Linked DNA regions of Homo sapiens: region 2 is linked to region 1. A link is an interaction called in ENCODE POLR2A ChIA-PET data of the cell type or tissue named here. Cell type or tissue: OCI-LY7. All regions are shown on one strand.

What was found. ChIA-PET counts read pairs that join two places held together with the same protein. Peaks named below come from ENCODE experiments on the same cell type or tissue, not always from the same donor. Only the 100,000 strongest peaks of a DNase experiment are listed, where the experiment ranks them.
Region 2: POLR2A ChIA-PET joins it to region 1 with 14 read pairs; 2 of 35 experiments call an interaction of 5 or more read pairs at or near these places.

Annotation. Positions count from the first base shown.
Region 1 is chr19:12,683,463-12,691,462 of GRCh38, reverse strand. GNG14 (G protein subunit gamma 14) reads right to left here and starts at 3,465. Exons shown (of 1, transcript NM_001316692.2): 1 at 3,041-3,465. The coding sequence starts at 3,414. The coding sequence ends at 3,091. FBXW9 (F-box and WD repeat domain containing 9) reads left to right here. Exons shown (of 10, transcript NM_032301.3): 4 at 9-121; 5 at 206-297; 6 at 1,353-1,501; 7 at 1,589-1,702; 8 at 1,833-1,922; 9 at 2,026-2,091; 10 at 2,173-2,547. The coding sequence ends at 2,247. RefSeq lists an enhancer at 7,840-8,000. In OCI-LY7, no CTCF peak of the experiment used is centred here; no DNase peak of the experiment used is centred here.
Region 2 is chr19:11,043,110-11,051,109 of GRCh38, reverse strand. All of the region lies in intron 30 of SMARCA4 (SWI/SNF related BAF chromatin remodeling complex subunit ATPase 4), which reads right to left. Among named protein-coding and RNA genes, the nearest start is that of LDLR, 42 kb to the left of the region's middle. RefSeq lists enhancers at 1,684-1,973, 2,064-2,113, 4,711-4,760. In OCI-LY7, a CTCF peak has its summit at 2,511; DNase peaks (open chromatin) are centred at 1,499, 1,819, 3,039, 4,319 and 2 weaker places; H3K4me3 peaks cover 3,023 bases; H3K27ac peaks cover 5,741 bases.

The DNA of each region.
Region 1 (8,000 bases):
TCCTGCAGGGCTGGGTGTGGTCACTGGCAGCGCAGGACCACCGCGTGTGCTCCGGCTCCTGGGACAGCACAGTGAAGCTCTGGGACATGGCAGCGGATGGGCAGCAGTTCGGCGAGATAAAGTGTGTGGGGGCCTGGGCAGGGGGCCTGCGGGGATAGGACCCTGTCTGGCCACAGCCAAAGCCCTGTGGTCTGTGTGTCCCTAGGGCCAGCTCAGCCGTGCTGTGCCTCTCCTACCTGCCTGACATCCTGGTGACTGGCACCTATGACAAGAAGGTGACCATCTACGACCCCAGAGGTGGGCCAAGGGTCCTGGGGCCCAGGTTGGGAGATGTCATGTTAGGGAAGGAGACACTGGGGCTTCACAGCCTGGCTGGGGTCATAGTCACTTAACCAAATACTCACCACTCAGAGTGGCCATGCTGTGCTGGTACAATACAGGCAACTTGGGCAGCGGGTGAAGGTGAAGCTTGGGCAGCCCTGGGGGCGGGTTAGAGTTCTGGCTGTCCCACTGCCTAGCTGTGTGACCTCCAGACAAGCTTGAACCTCGGTTTCCCCATCTTTGAAATCCAGATAATAATACCACAGCAGCCCCATGGGGTTAATGGGGGAAGATGATAATAGGAACAGTGGTGGATTAACTACGTTTTTTTATGCTGGATGTGGTGGCGCCTACCTGTAGTCCCAGCTACTCCAGAGGCTGAGGCAGTAGAGACAAGGTTTCACCATGTTGGCCAGGCTGGTCATGAACTCCTGACCTCAGGTGATCCACCCACCTCAGCTTCCCAAAGTGCAGGGATTACAGATGTGAGCCACCGCGCCCGGCCATTTTTCTTTTTTTTAAATGGAGAACGGGGTCTTGCCACGTTGCCCAAGGTGATCTTGAACTCCTGGGCTCGGATGATCTGCCCATATCAGCCTCCCAAAATTCTGAGATTACAGGTGTGAGCCACTGTGCCTGGCCTATTTATTCATTCTACTTTTGTTAATTGAAGGGCCAGTGTACCTTGTCCAGGCAGAGCTGGAGCGGGGCTGCGGGATAGGCATGTTTCAGGCCAACCTGAGGGTGGATGCAAGACTGAGACCACCTTGGTCAGCTCTGTGCTAAGAACAGTAGATGGGATCGGAGGAGGGATATGGGATGTGGACGGGGATGGGCAGAGGCCTGGGGCTCCTGTGGAAGCCTGGATTTACCTGAGGCGGGAGAGGAGAGATGGGTCACTCTGTGGGGTGGGGGAATGAGCAGATCGAGGGTTTTGCCAGACAGGATGGAGACCCGGGATGCTCTCATGGGCTGGGGGGGGCCTTCGAGGGGCTCTGATATCCCTCCTCACCGGCCCATCACCCATGAAGCCGGCCCAGCCCTGTTGAAGCACCAGCAACTACACTCCAGACCCGTGCTGACCCTGCTGGCGGATGACCGGCACATCATCTCAGGCAGCGAGGACCACACCCTGGTGGTGGTGGACCGCCGAGCCAACAGCGTCCTGCAGCGTCTGCAGGTGGGCCCTCCCCAGGGGCCTGGAGGGATGGGGACTGTTGCAGGCCCAGCCCGGCCTGAGCTGTCCCGTCCCTTGTCCCTCTCGTAGCTGGACTCCTACCTGCTCTGCATGTCCTACCAGGAACCCCAGCTCTGGGCTGGTGACAACCAGGGCCTGCTGCACGTCTTCGCCAACCGCAACGGCTGCTTCCAGCTTATCCGGGTCTGCTGGAGCTCCTGCCCCTGACTGTCCCTCCCCCCGGGCTTCCTTCCTACCCGAGCCCCTGGTGGTGTGGGGGAGGGCGGGCCTTGGGAGAGCCTCGACTGAGTGTTGCCTGATCCTCCTCCTGCAGTCCTTTGATGTGGGCCACAGCTTTCCCATCACTGGGATCCAGTACTCCGTGGGAGCCTTGTACACCACATCCACTGACAAGACCATCCGGGTGAGGCTCCTGCCCAGCCCCCACCCCAGGACAGTCCCTGCCTCTCCCCTACCTCCATCAGCCAGGGGCACACCTCTTGACCTCGCCCATTGCCCCTCACTAGGTGCACGTGCCCACAGACCCACCAAGGACCATTTGCACCCGAAGGCATGACAATGGGCTCAATAGGGTAAGGTCCTGCCCCATGTGCCCTGCCCAGCTGGCCAGAGCGCCATCGTCCCTGACTCCTCATGTTCCTCCCCCTTCCCAGGTCTGTGCTGAGGGCAACCTGGTGGTGGCCGGCTCTGGAGACCTGTCGCTAGAGGTCTGGAGGCTGCAGGCCTGAGCAGGTGGGCGTGGATGTGGATACTGCCTGCCGGAGGCTGGGCTTCCTCCTCTGTTCTTGGGGGACCATCCCCAATGTTGGTGCTGCCTCCGCCCCGTGGGCCTAGGGCACAAGGAGTCCCAGCCACATTCGGGTGAGCGTCCTGGCCTGGGCCCTATGCCCGGGGGAAGGGTGAAATTGGGGTTCAGGCCCACCCAGGGGGCCGCTTCCCACTCTTGGGCCCTGGTTTTGTTATGATTTGGATGCCCCGCTCTCAGTTGAGAGCGAAGGAGAAATAAACCTGACATGTTGGTGCTTGGGCCTGGAGTGTGAGTGTGGTTTGCCTGCTGGGGTTCTGCCTGTGCCTGCTTGGGGCTGTGGGGCTGCGGGCCTGCATGGGAGTGACTGGGAGAGATAGCAAGTCTGGGCTGGGGGTGCATGTCAGCTGTTGCTGTGCATTTGAAGAGGGAGAGTCCTGAGGATCGTGGGCATCTGTGTCTATGATGTCACGTGTGTGTGTGATGTGTGACGCGTGTGGTGTATAGATTATGACTCAAATCCTGGCCATTTGTCTGCACGGTGGGAAAGGGTACCTGCTCAGGCTATCCCATGGGTGCTGGCGAGGGCAAGAGGGATGGCGTGCTCTCCGTCTGGGGCTCCAGGGTGTGTGTGTGCTGCTGTGGCTGTGACCCCGGGGGCAGGCAGGGAGGGAGGCTGGGCCAGGTACGCACCTGGCCCCTGCAAGCCCAAAGTCCCTCTGGTCTCCCATCTCAGCCCAGCTCAGCCATGCCCTGAGAAGTATTCACTTCATGTTTATTGAGGCCCCCTGGTTTGCCCAGGCCACAGGGTGGCATTGCCCTGGGTTCATAGGATGGCATAGGGCTTCTTCTCCTTGAAGGAGTTGGTGGCGGCCGGGATGCCCACAAGGAAGGGGTCATTCTTGGCCTGCTCCGTGCAGAACTTCAGCAGATCGGCGGCCATCTTTGGACACCTGCAGACCAACTGGTTCAGCCAGACCAGACCCAGGCATGCACCTGTCCCCTGGCCCATGTGTTCCCACCTCTTCCCGCCTCCTGCACTGGCCCCGACCCTCACCTTCACTTGGTCGATGCCTGCCTCCATCTGGAGCTGCTCCACTGCCCAGAGGGCCTGCCCAATGTCACTGTTGATGGCCACCTTGCTGGACATCTGGGTAAAGTGGGCAGGCCGTGGGCAGCAGGCCCAACCTCAGTCCCCTAGGGGGAGCCTAGGGCTGCCCGAGGGTTCCCACACCTCCTTCTATGTTCCTTGGGGGCTGCAGGATGAGGGTGGCTGCTCCTGGACCCATCAGGCCCACACACCTCGGCTAAGGGCTCCGGCCCAAGTCACCTCTGGCTGCCTGGTCCTCTGGTGGCCACCCTGCTGTGGCTCCCTCCCCAACCCAGCCTGTCCTCTTCAACCCCCTTTTCTCCCTCGGCTACCCCTGCAAAGACTTTGAAGCCAGGGCTCTCATGGAGTGAAATGTCACCAGCTGCAGCAGCAGCTGCTGCCTCGGCTGAGGGGGTCCCTGCCCCAGGAGGCCCTGTGGCTCCTCTGGTGTCATGTGTCACCTGGGTCCCTGTGGGCTAGGTGCCTTGGCTGGGGGAGTGAGGAGGCCCTGGCCTCCCCCTGGCCTGCTGGATCTCCTGCTAACTGTTCCCAACACATCTGCTTTGTCAGCCTCTGCCATCTCCAACATGCAGCCTTGCCTCTCCTCCTGTTGTCGCCACTGCTCAGGCTCAAATCTCCAATGCCTTCGTTCTTTTTTTTTTTTTTTTTTTTTTTTTTGAGAGAGAGTCTTGCTCTATCACCCATGTTGGAGTGCAGTGGTGCGATCTCAGCTCACTTTCAACCTCCACCTCCCGGGCTCAAGTGATTCTCCTGCCTCAGCCTCCTGAGTAGCTGGGATTACAGGCGTATGCTACCACACCCGGCTAATTTTTTTTTTTTTTTTTTTTTTGAGATGGTATTTCGCTCTTGTTGCCCAGGCTAGAGTGCAATAGCGTGATTTCGGCTCACTGCAACCTCCGCCTTCTGGGTTCAAGCGATTCTTCTGCCTCAGCCTCTCGAGTAGCTGGGATTACAGGCATGTGCCACCATGCTCGGCTAATTTTTTGTATTTTTAGTAGAGATGAGGTTTCACCATGTTGGTCAGGCTGGTCTTGAACTCCTGATCTCAGGTGATCCACTTGCCTCAGCCTCCCAAAGTGCTGGGATTACAGGCATGAGCCACTGCGCCCGGCCACACCTGGCTAATTTTTGTATTTTTAGTAGAGAAGGGGTTTCACCATGTTGGCCAGGCTGGTCTCGAACTCCTGACCTCAAGTGATCCACCTGCTTCGGCCTCCCAAAGTGCTGGGATTACAGGTGTGAGCCATCGTGCCTGGCCTTCTTTTCTTTTTTTAAGCCCAGGTTCTCGCTCTGTCGTCCAGGCTGGAGTGCAGTGGTACAATCATAGCTCACTGTAACTTCAAACTCCTGGGCTCAAGTGATCCTCTCAACTCAGCCTCCTGATTAGCTAGAATTATAGGCGTGAGCCACCGTGCCCTGCTAATTTATGTTTTTAACTTTTTGTAGAGATGGTTCTTACTATGTTGCCCAGGCTGGTCTTGAACTCCTGGCCTCAAACGATCCTCTTGCCTTGGCCTTCCAAAGGAATTATAGGCATAAGCCACTGAGCCCTGCCCCGAGATTCTAATATGTGCCCAGCACTGTGCAAAAACCCAAATTAGCAATGAAACAAGACAAAACCTTGCCCTCATGGAGCTGCCTTTCTAGTTAGGCAGGGATGGACAACAGAAAATGTACTCAGTGAAAGAGTATACATGTGAAAGGGCATATGAAAGAAGAATAAAATCAAAGTAAAGGGGAGAGGAGTGGTCAGGGCAGGCCTCTCAGAGGAGGTGACATTTGAACTTAGGCCCAAAGGAGGAGAAGGAACTGAGAAATGGGGTGTTCTAGGCAGAAGGAGCGGCAAGTACCTGACTCCTTGGACAAAAAAGAGCTTGGTGGGTTCCAGGAATAGCAAAGAGGTCTGTGTAGCTGGAGAGGAGAGAGGGAGGGAGGGCCAGCATGGTGGGAGATGGCAGCAGGGAGGTTGAGAGGTGCCCTTTAAGGCCACTGTGAAAAGCTTGGATTTTACTCCCAGGGGGAAGCTACCATTAGGAGGTTTTAACAGTGACATGTTTGATTTATGGTTAAAGAGCTGTGGCATGCACCTGTAGTCCCAGCTACTGGGGAGGCTGAAGTGGGAGGATCACTTGAGGCCAGGAGGTCGAAGCTGCAGTGAGGTGTGATTGTCCCACTGCACTCCAGCCCTGGTGACAGAGTGAGACCCTGCATCAAAAAAAAAAGCTCAGCGGCTGGGCACGGTGGCTCATGCCTGTAATCCCAGCACTTTGGGAGGCTGAGGTGGGCGGATCACGAGGTCAGGAGATCAAGACCATCCTGGCTAACATGGTGAAACCCCGTCTCTACTAAAAATACAAAAAATTAGCTGGGCGTGTGGCGGGCGCCTGTAGTCCCAGCTACTTGGGAGGCTGAGGCAGGAGACTGGCGTGAACCCGGGAGGTGGAGCTTGTAGTGAGCCGAAATCACACCACTACACTCCAGCCTGGGCGACAGAGCAAGACTCCGTCTCAAAAAAAAAAAAAAAAAAAAAAAAGCTCTCTGATTTTAGCTGTTAGGTGGGAGATGGGTTGGAGGATACCAAAGCCAGCTTGCAGGCTATGGGGATAAAGAAAACACCTGGATTTCGGACCTACTTTATAGGTAGAGGTTGGCAGACATGCTGAGAAGGATGGATGTGGGGTGTGAGAAAAGGGGAGACAGCAAGCTGCGCTCCTCATTTTTAATTTTTATTTATCTATTTTTGAGACGGAGTTTCGCTCTGTTGCCCAGGCTGGAGTGCAGTGGCACCATCTCAGCTCACTGCAACCTCCACCTCCCGGGTTCAAGTGATTCTCCTGCCTCAGCCTCCTGAGTAGCTGGGATTATGGGTGTGCGCCACCACACCCGGCTAATTTTTGTATTTTTTAGTAGAGACGGGGTTTCGCCATGTTGTCCAGGCTGGTCTCTAACTCCTAACCTCAGGTGATCTGCCCTCCTTGGCATCCCAAAGTGCTGGGATTACAGGTGTGAGCCACCGCGCCCAGCCCCAATCCCTATTTTTCAGTCTAGTGGATGAGTGGAGGGTGGGGCCGTTTGCTGAGATGCAGAAAGATCAGGGATAGGTGGAGAGGGAGCTGAGGGGGCAACTTTGAGGTCCAAGCGAGGATGTCAAGGAGGATGTCTGTCTCCTCCAACAAGGTAGGCTCATTCCAGCCTCACGGCTTTTGCTGTTCTGTCTTCCCATGTGCAGGAAATGGCCTCTCTGCATCTTCACATACGGGGATTTTCTCAGCCTTCTGGCTTTGGCTCAAATCTCACCTCCTTGGCGTCCTTCACCCATCCCTCCAACTAAAATCCCGAACTCCTCCACCTAAAGACTCAAATTATCCTGTTTAAATCCTGATTGCGCTGGGCGCGGTGGCTCACACCTGTAATCCCAGCACTTTGGGAGGCCGAGGCAGGCAGATCACCTGAGGTCAGGAGTTCGAGACTAGCCTGACCAACATAGTGAAACCCCATCTCTACTAAAAATACAAGAATTAGCCGGGCGTGATGGCTCATGCCTGTAATCCCAGCTACTCGGGAGGCTGAGGCAGGAGAATTGCTTGAAACTGGGAGGCAGAGGTTGCGATGAGTGGAGATCGCGCCATTGCACTCCAGCCTGGGCAACAAGAGCGAAACTCTGTCTCCAAAAAAAACAAAAAACAAAAAAGGCCTGATAGCACTCACCACTATTGTTAACTTTCTATCTTCCCAATCAGATTGTGGGCTCCAGTAGGGCAGGGTCCACATCTTGGTCTTGTTCACCACTAAATCCTTAGTGCCTAGCACGGAGCCCACCATAGAGAATAGACTACATGAATTGTAGAGTGAGTGAATAATCCTGTTGGCCGTATGCACTGTTAGGAGGGTGTGTTTGAGATACAGATGACACCCAGGGTCTCACATTCTTGCAGGAGGGAAAGAGACGTCAGCCCTGGGTCCCAGAAGAGGCCACTGACCCAGTGGGAGTTCAGGGAAGGCTTCCCAGAGGAGGTGGAGGTGACAGCTGCAGCTATAAGGGAAGGAAGAACAGAGCGTTATGCAGCATGTGAAGGCTTTGGAGACTTGTGAGGGCACGAACCGGGCTCACTATCCCATTAGACAAAAGTGGCTGAGGAAGGATGAAACTGTGTCTAACTCTGCCTGGTGACCGAAATCTTGTCCATGGGTGACGCTTAAGAAGTGACCCTCGGCCGGGCGCAGTGGCTCACGCCTGTAATCCTGGCACTTTGGGAGGCCAAGGCGGGCGGGTCACGAGTTCAGGAGATCGAGACCATCCTGGCTAACACGGTGAAACCCCATCTCTACTAAAAACAGAAAAAATTAGCCGGGTGTGGTGGCGGGCACCTGTAGTCCCAGTTACTCGGGAGGCTGAGGCAGGAGAATGGCATGAACCTGGGAGGCAGAGCTTGCAGTGAGCCGAGATTGCGCCACTGCACTCCAGCCTGGGCGACAGAGCGAGACTCTGTCTCAAAAAAAAAAAAAAAAAAAAAAGTGACCCTCATAAAAAAATTAGCTGGGCACGATGGTGCACACTAGTCGGAATGCTGGGGTGGGAGGATGACCTGAGTCCGGGAGTCAGAGGTTGCAGTGGGCCGAGATCG
Region 2 (8,000 bases), 1.6 Mb after region 1:
TCCACAGGGAACCTGACCGCAGGCTGCGTGGGCAACTCCATCCATGACTTTTAGGCCCCCTGAGCCCTCTGCCATGGTTATGTTGGACCCAGTGCCCTGCACCCAGCCTATGCCCATAAGTGGGCATGCCTGGGGCTCATCTGCTCGGTGCCCTCATCCAGCCAGTGCCTGCACAGCACCAGGGTCCAGGCTATGTGCCAAGCAGACCATAGACCTGGAACCACAGGCCAAGGGCCAGACAGCCCTGAGGAGCCCCCCTGTCCCCAAGGAATGGCTCCCACTCCTGCCCACCCTCCACCTGCACCCTTCCCTCAGGGGCCCTGCCCTGGGGGCTTGAAGGAGTGTGACAAACACTTTCAAGCCTTGGGATGACCTCTCCTGCAGAATGTTTCAGGCAGGTCTGAAACATTCAGACAATCTGTTTCATTGTTTTTCTTGCACAAGGTATAACCACTCAACTCTGAAGAGCCAGGAGGGACAGTGCTTGTGGAAAGGCAGGGAAACAGTGCAGACAGGCCTTCAGCAGTAGCAGCCAGCCCCTGCCAGACCCAGGCCAAAGCTGTCACCACGAATTGGCAAGGCAGCAGCTCAGGCCCTGGGCTAGGGACCATCGTCCCCTCCCACAGTGCACACAGTGCTGGCGTCTGGGCTGTGTGCCTGGCCACGTTATTTCAGTCAGGCCCCTGTGCTGCAGACGTGGAGACTGAGGCACAGAGACAGGTGTGGAGTGCAGATCTTCACTGCATTCAGGTCCCTCCTACAGTAACCACAGGGCTGCTGCCTCCAGGCAGTGGGGAGTGGGAATGGAACCCAGAGGGCCCGCCTGGTGGGGCCAGAGCTCTTGTGAGGCTTAGCTGCGGCAGCCTGGACCCGTCACCGTCTTTCCGAGCTGCCCGAGCATAGTCTGCAGCCATTGTGCCCCTCTAGCCCTGAAGCTGTGCACGTGTCTCCTGACCTCAGCACAAGCATCAAGTTCAAGTTCAACACCACCGTCTAGCACAGTCTTTTTTTTTGAGACGTAGTCTCACTGTCACCCAGGCTGGAGTGCAGTGGTGCAATCTTGGCTCACCGAAACCTCCTCCTGGGTTCAAGCGATTCTCCTGCCTCAGCCTCCCAAGTAGCTGGGATTACAGGCGAGTGCCACCATGCCTGGCTAATTTTTGTATTTTAATAGAGACGGGGTTTTTGCCACGTTGGCCAAGCTGTTCTCAAACTTCTGAGCTCAAGTGATCAGCCCGGCTTGGCCTCCCAAAGTGCTGGGATTACAGATGTGAGCGCCTGCGCCTGGCCCGCATGGTCTTTATTGTAGCAGCATCTCTGCCCTATCACTGTCGCAGGCAGGCTGGTGGCTGGCGGGGTGGTCTTTAGCAGGCTGCTGGCTGAGCCCACATGGACCAGCAGATGCCCTTCTCTGAGCCCTTACCAAGCACACCAAGGGTGTGCCCCCTGACACACATGCGGCCTTGACACTTGGACACAGTGCCCCAAATGCCTCAGCCACCAGCTGCTGACTGCTATAAAGAACCCAGGGAGGGAGGCAGAGGTTGCAGTGAGCCAAGACTGTGCCACTGCACTCCAGCCTGGGCTACAGAGCAAGACTCTGTCTCAAAAAAAAAAAAAAAAACACAGAACCCAGGGAAGAAGGTATCAACTGGCAGTGTACAGCCCCACAAGCCCGAACCTGACCCGAAGCCACAGAGAACGTTTCTGCATGTTCTGATTTTAAAGTAAAATCTCCTACATGTAACTTAATTTCTTAATTCTGGTTTCGATTTCTGGCAGGTTCCTCAATGTGGTTTGAGATTTCAAACCACCAAGGAGAAACGCCCTTGGCTAAGGGCAGGTGTGTGGCCCAGGGCCCCTGTGAGGCCCCTGGTGCTGGCGCAGCCCCACTCAAGCCCCTAGCCTCCCTCCAGCCTCTGCATGCACTGTGTCCTCTCTGCCTGGGACACTTGTCCCTCTCCTCCCAGTGGACACTGCTCACACTTCCTGTTCTGCTTACGTGGCCCTTCCCACTGGAGCCACCACAAGCCCCTGGACAGCAGAAGCCAGCACTGCCGGCATGGTACCACAGAACACTCCAGCCTGTTCCTACTGTGGCCCCTGAGCAGGAGGGGCATGTCACTGCACTCTGTGTATACAATGTAAAGGACCGTGGCTGTGACAGCTGGCAGTGCCACACTCCAGGGCCTTGGGAGGAGCGGCCTCATGGCTGTGAATCTGAGTGCAGAAGAACAGAGTATAAGATTCCCAGGCAAGACAACTGTACACGTATGATGAGGTCAACACAGAGGTCACGTCAAACACAATTCTGCCAGAATAAAACACGAACTAGGGGGCTGCAAGTATCTCCAACGATCAAAAGCAATATTTGAAAAGATTCCACCTGACAGGAAGGGCGTCCCTGCCTCTCCAAAAGGGTCTGGCCCCAACACAGCAGCGGGTGCCCAGCTAAACCACTTCTGTCCTCAGGTGTCGCCACCTAGACGGACCATGTGGCTCCCACCTGCAGTCATGGGCACACTCTCCAGCTCGGCGAGGCAGGCTCCTGACACCGAATCCAGAGGACAACGTCCCGTGTTCACTCTTTGAATTGTTAGAACTCAGGTCTACACAGATGCCAGTCTCTTTTCAGGCTTCACATTTAACTCAATTGCAGAGCTGAACTACTTAGAGGGTTCTGGAGAGCCAACTAAAAAACAAAAATTCCGGCCAGGCATGATGGTGGTGTGCACCTGTAATCCCAGCTACTTGGGAGGCTGAGGCAGGAGAATCACTTCAACCTGGAAGGTGGAGGTTGCAGGGAGCCGAGATTGTGCCATGGCACTCCAGCCTGGGTGACAGAGTGAGACTCTGCCTCAAAAAATAAATAAAAAAAAAAATCCAATTAAACAAAAAGAAGTTTTTTTTCTTTTCTTGGAAAGGAGCAATTCAAAGTTGGAGACAAAAAAGTGAGCTGTTAGCTGTGTCTGACTTTATTCCATTCAAGCTCTTCTCAGCCTGGTGCAGCTGTGTGGGGCCAAGGAAGGGCCGAGTGACATGAGCACCACCTGCCATGCAGTCGGTGGCGAGGAAGCTTCCAGGGATCTGACAGATGTGTCATACAGAATGTAACTTCTAGACAATGATGGGCAAATAATAATAATAATAAAAAAGAATGTAACTTCGCCCCAAATGAGGTCTGGCTTTTGCCTGGGGCTCCTGGGAGGTGATCTCTGAGTCCTTAGAATGTCACACCTAATGGCTGTCTTTGTTTACGTGGGGTCTGGGACCAGTCCTAGGTTGGGGCTTTGGGCTATGTAGTTTCTGCTCACCTGCAGAGGGGCTGGAGATGGAGGTCAGCCACGTGGGTAGCCAGCTGTGTCTTTGTGACCAAGTCCCAGTAAAAATGCTGGACACAGGGTGGGTACGGTGGCTCATGCCTGTAATCCCAACACTTCGGGAGGCTGAGGCGGGCGGATCACTTAAGGTCGGGAGTTCGAGACCAGCCTGGCCAACATGGTGAAACCCCATCTCTACTAAAAAATACAAAAATTAGCCAGGCGTGGTGGCGCGAGCCTGTAATCCCAGTTGCTCAGGAGGCTGAGGCAGAAGAATCACTTCAACCCAGGAGGCAGAGGTTACAGTGAGCCAAGATAGTGCCACTGCACTCCAGCCTGAGTGACAGAGTGAGACTGCATCTCCAAAAAAAAAAAAAAACCTCTGGACACGGAGGCTTCTCTGGTTGGCAGTGCTCTGTGTCAACGTCACCGGGAACATCAGCGCTGTCTTCAACTCCACAGGGAGGAGACAAAGGAAAGCCCTGTGTCTGGAACCGTCCAGATCACCTCAAGTGATCCGCCCACCTTGGCCCCCAAGAGGCCCCATACATCTCTTGCCTTGGTTGATTTTAATCTGTAGCCTTGCACTGTAATAAATCATAACTGCAAGCGTAACAACCGCTAGGGCTCTCGGGGTCCTAGAGAATGACGGCACTTGAGGGTGATCTTGTGGACTTTTCCCACCCTGTGGACCCTGAGTTTGTCTTCCCTCACAGCTTCAAATTTAGTTAAGAATATCAGAAATATCCATTAAGTACACCAATTTTGTACCCAAACATCATGTTTGAAATTATTGCTAAATGGAGGCAGCTTTTCTTTTGCTTTTTTTTTTTTTTTTTTTGCAACAGGGTCTCACCTCTGTCACCCATGGTGGAGTGCAGTGATGTGATTATACCCCACTGCGGCCTTGACTTCTTGTGGTCCTTCTGCCTCAGCTTCCTGAATAGCTGAGTCAACAGGAGTGCACCACCACGCCTGGCTAATTTTTGTATTTTTTGCATAGGCGGGGTCTCCCTGTTTTGCTCAGGTTGGTCTCGTACTCTTGGTCTCAAGGGATCCACAAGCCTCACAGCCTTACAAAGTTCTGGGATTACAGGCGTGACCACTACGCCCAGCTGAGGTAGCTTTTCAACGACTATCTTTCCTGAGTTGATGTGCCCTATGTGATGTTTTCCTGTGCAAATCACATTACAGTGAGTGGACAGACCCACGCCTGCTGTGCTTCCAGCACTCAGGAGGCTTTCTTTAATAGTCATCTTTGTTGTCCTACTTGTAATTCCAACGTAGTTACTCCCAGTCCAATGGGCGACCCCCAGGTCTGTGAATCCATCCATTCCAGTAAGATGTGAGGTTAAATTGAAAACACAGATCAAATCCCCCACTGAGGCATCCTCCCACATGGATCCCAGGTAAGACAGGAGCATTGCTGTGTGACTGAAATGTTGGTGTCCTCTTCAAAGCAGGTCTCAAAATCTCTACCAGAATCAAATGTCCCGAAACAGAACAGTTTCGATAAAGCAGTCACTTAGCAGTAAGAGTTAAGATTTGGGGTTTTTTTTTTTTTTTTGAGACGGAGTCTCGCTCTGTCGCCCAGGCTGGAGTGCAGTGGCACAATCTCGGCTCACTGCAAGCTCTGCCTCCCGGGTTCACGCCATTCTCCTGCCTCAGCCTCTCGAGTATCTGGGACTACAGGCGCCCGCCACCACGCCTGGCTAATTTTTTGTATTTTTAGTAGAGACGGGGTTTCACTGTGTTAGCCAGCATGGTCTTGATCTCCTGGCCTTGTGATCCGCTCGCCTCAGCCTCCCAAAGTGCTGGGATTACAGGCGTGAGCCACCACACCCAGACTTTTTTTTTCTTCTTTTTTTTAAATAGAGACAGAGTCTCACTATGTTGGCCAGGCTCATCTGAACTCCTGGGCTCAAGTGATCCTCCGCCTCGGCCTCCCAAAGTGCTGGGATTATGGGCGTGAGCCACTGTGCCCAGCCGAAAGTTTTAATTTATTGTATGATTTATCATCAAATCTTACAAAGGCTACAAGACTGACTGTAGCAGCTGGGTGAGCCATTCCCTCTTTTGTCAGATGATATACAACTAAATATGACCCTAAGAGGGCTCTGTGAGTCTAAAACTAAAAAAAAAAAAAAGTGGACTAACACTAGACATACTTTTTGTCTGAAAATATTCAGGTTCTTAATAAGCTGAGCATGCTGTTTCTGTCTTTTCAAAAACCAAGGTGTAATGGAATACAGAGAAGTGTACATATCTCATGTGTACACCTTGGTGAATGTACACATCATATACACATCCAGATCTATAGAGAGAATATCCCCAGTATCCTAGAAGGCTCGTCGTGTGGCTTTCCTGCTATTCCCTCTCTCAAGGTAAGCACTGCTTGGCAGCCATTACTGTGGATCAGCTTCTGACCCTCACAGAACTGGAGGCACACAGTAGGCCCTCTTTTTTTTTTTAGACGGAGTCCCGCTCTGTCGCCCAGGCTGGAGTGCCGTGGCGCGGTCTCGGCTCACTGCAAGCTCCGCCTCCTGGGTTCATGCCATTCTCCCGCCTCAGCCTCCCGAGTAGCTGGGACTACAGGCGCCCACCACCACACCCGGCTAATTTTTTGTATTTTTAGTAGAGACGGTGTTTCACCATGTTAGCCAGGATGGTCTCAATCTCCTGACCTCGTGATCCGCCCGCCTCGGCCTCCCAAAGTGCTGGGATTACAGGCGTGAGCCACCGTGCCCGGCCAGTATGCCCTTTTTAGTGTCTGGCTTCTTTCACTCAACAAAATGTAAGCTTCTTCCAGGTAGCAGTACTATGTCTGTTTTCACAGCTGTTTGGGGCCCTGTACGATTAGGCCTCCACTGATCCATGCCCCTGTAGATGGACACTGGGCTGATTCTTGTTTTGGGAGATTATGACCAAAGTGGCTATGGACACGTCTGTCGGTGTGGACAGATGCACTCAGCTCTCCTGGGTAGAACGAGGGCTGCAGGCTGCTGGGTCAGAGGGTATGTACAGGCTGAGCCTCAGAAAATATTATCTTCTGCAGTTCGATGGTTAAAAACAAACAAAGCAAAACAGAAGAGATTGCCAAAGAGCTGCATACTCCTACACGCAGGGTGTGAGGCCAGACTGCTTCAGACTTGCCAGCACTGATGGGCATTCGGCCGTTCTGGGGCGGGTGCTGGTGCAAGTCACTCTGGTTTTAACGAGCATTTTCTTGAAGTTGTGATGCTAATGCAATGACGTGAGCACCTTTCCCCACATTGATTAGTCCTGGGATGTCCTGTGTAAGGAGGCGTCTGTTCCCGGCTCTTGTCCAGCTTTAAATTGTGTTGTCTTTTCCTCATCTATGAGGAGTTTTCACTGTCTCCATCAGCGTGTCCATTAATAAACAGATGTTATTAATTTCAGTGAGGTCTAATTTCTCAATTGTTTGTGATTAGTGGCTTTTGGCTCCCGTGGAAGAAATCGATGCCTACTCATGAAGATTTTCTCCCGTGCTTTCTTCTAGAATTTTGTTTTACCTTTCACGTTCTTACATCCACAGTCCATGTCACGTGGATCCAAGTGCATGGTGTGTGCGTGTGTGGGGGTGGTCGAGGCTCATCCTCTCTACGTGGATACCCAGGAGACCAGTGTGATGGAGACACCCGTGCTTTCCCCACTGCGCTTCAAGGGTCTTCTTTAGGTTGGTAATGTTAAGTTTCCCTCACAAGATTATCATTAGAAATAAAACATGGGGAGGGTCTGTCATTGTCATTAGATTTCTGCGAATTCCCTTTTTTTGTTTTTGTTTTTTGTTTTTCAGGTATTGTCTCACTCTGTCACCCAGGCTGGAGTGCAGTGGTGCAATCTTGGCTCACTGCACCCTCTGCCTTCTGGGTTCAAGCGATTCTCGTGCCCAGCCTCCCGAGCTGGGAGCTCAAGCACGCATCACCATGCCAGTTTAATTTCTATTTTTGTATTTTTTGTAGAGATGGGGTTTTGCCATGTTGGCCAGACTGGTCTCAAACTCCTAACTTCAAGTGATCCGCCCACCTCAGCCTCCCAAAGTGCTGGGATTACACGAGCCACTATACCTGGCCCATGTTTTAAATAAGTATTCTGTATTTATTTCATTTTTTTAAGATACAGGGTCTCATTCCATCACCCAGGATGGAGTGCAGCTGTGTGATCATGGCTCACTGTAGCCTGGACCTGCTGTGCTCAAGTGATCCTCCCACCTCAGCCTCCCAAGTAGTGGGGACCCCAGGCATGTGCTACTGCCCGCAGCTGTATCCCGCACTTTAAGTAACTTAAGTCCTCCACTTGCTTTCCTCTTTGAGGACTTAGCCTTGGAGTTAGGTTTGTGAATTAGAGTCTATATATTTTTTTCTCAATACTGACAACACATGACATTTTCAGATCTGGCATTGAACTTGAATATGTCTCCTTTCCTTCATCATCTGTTTCTCTTCCAATAATAAAAGAACCTTTCTTTTTTTCTCTTTTTGAGACGGAGTCTCACTCTGTCCCCCAGGCTGGAGTGCACTGATGTGATCTTGGGTCACTGCAACCTCCGCCTCCCAGCTTCAAGATTCTCCTACCTCAGCCTCCCGAGTAGCTGGGATTACAGGCATGCACCACTACGCTCGGCGAATTTTTGTAGTTTTAGTAGAGAGGGGGTTTCGC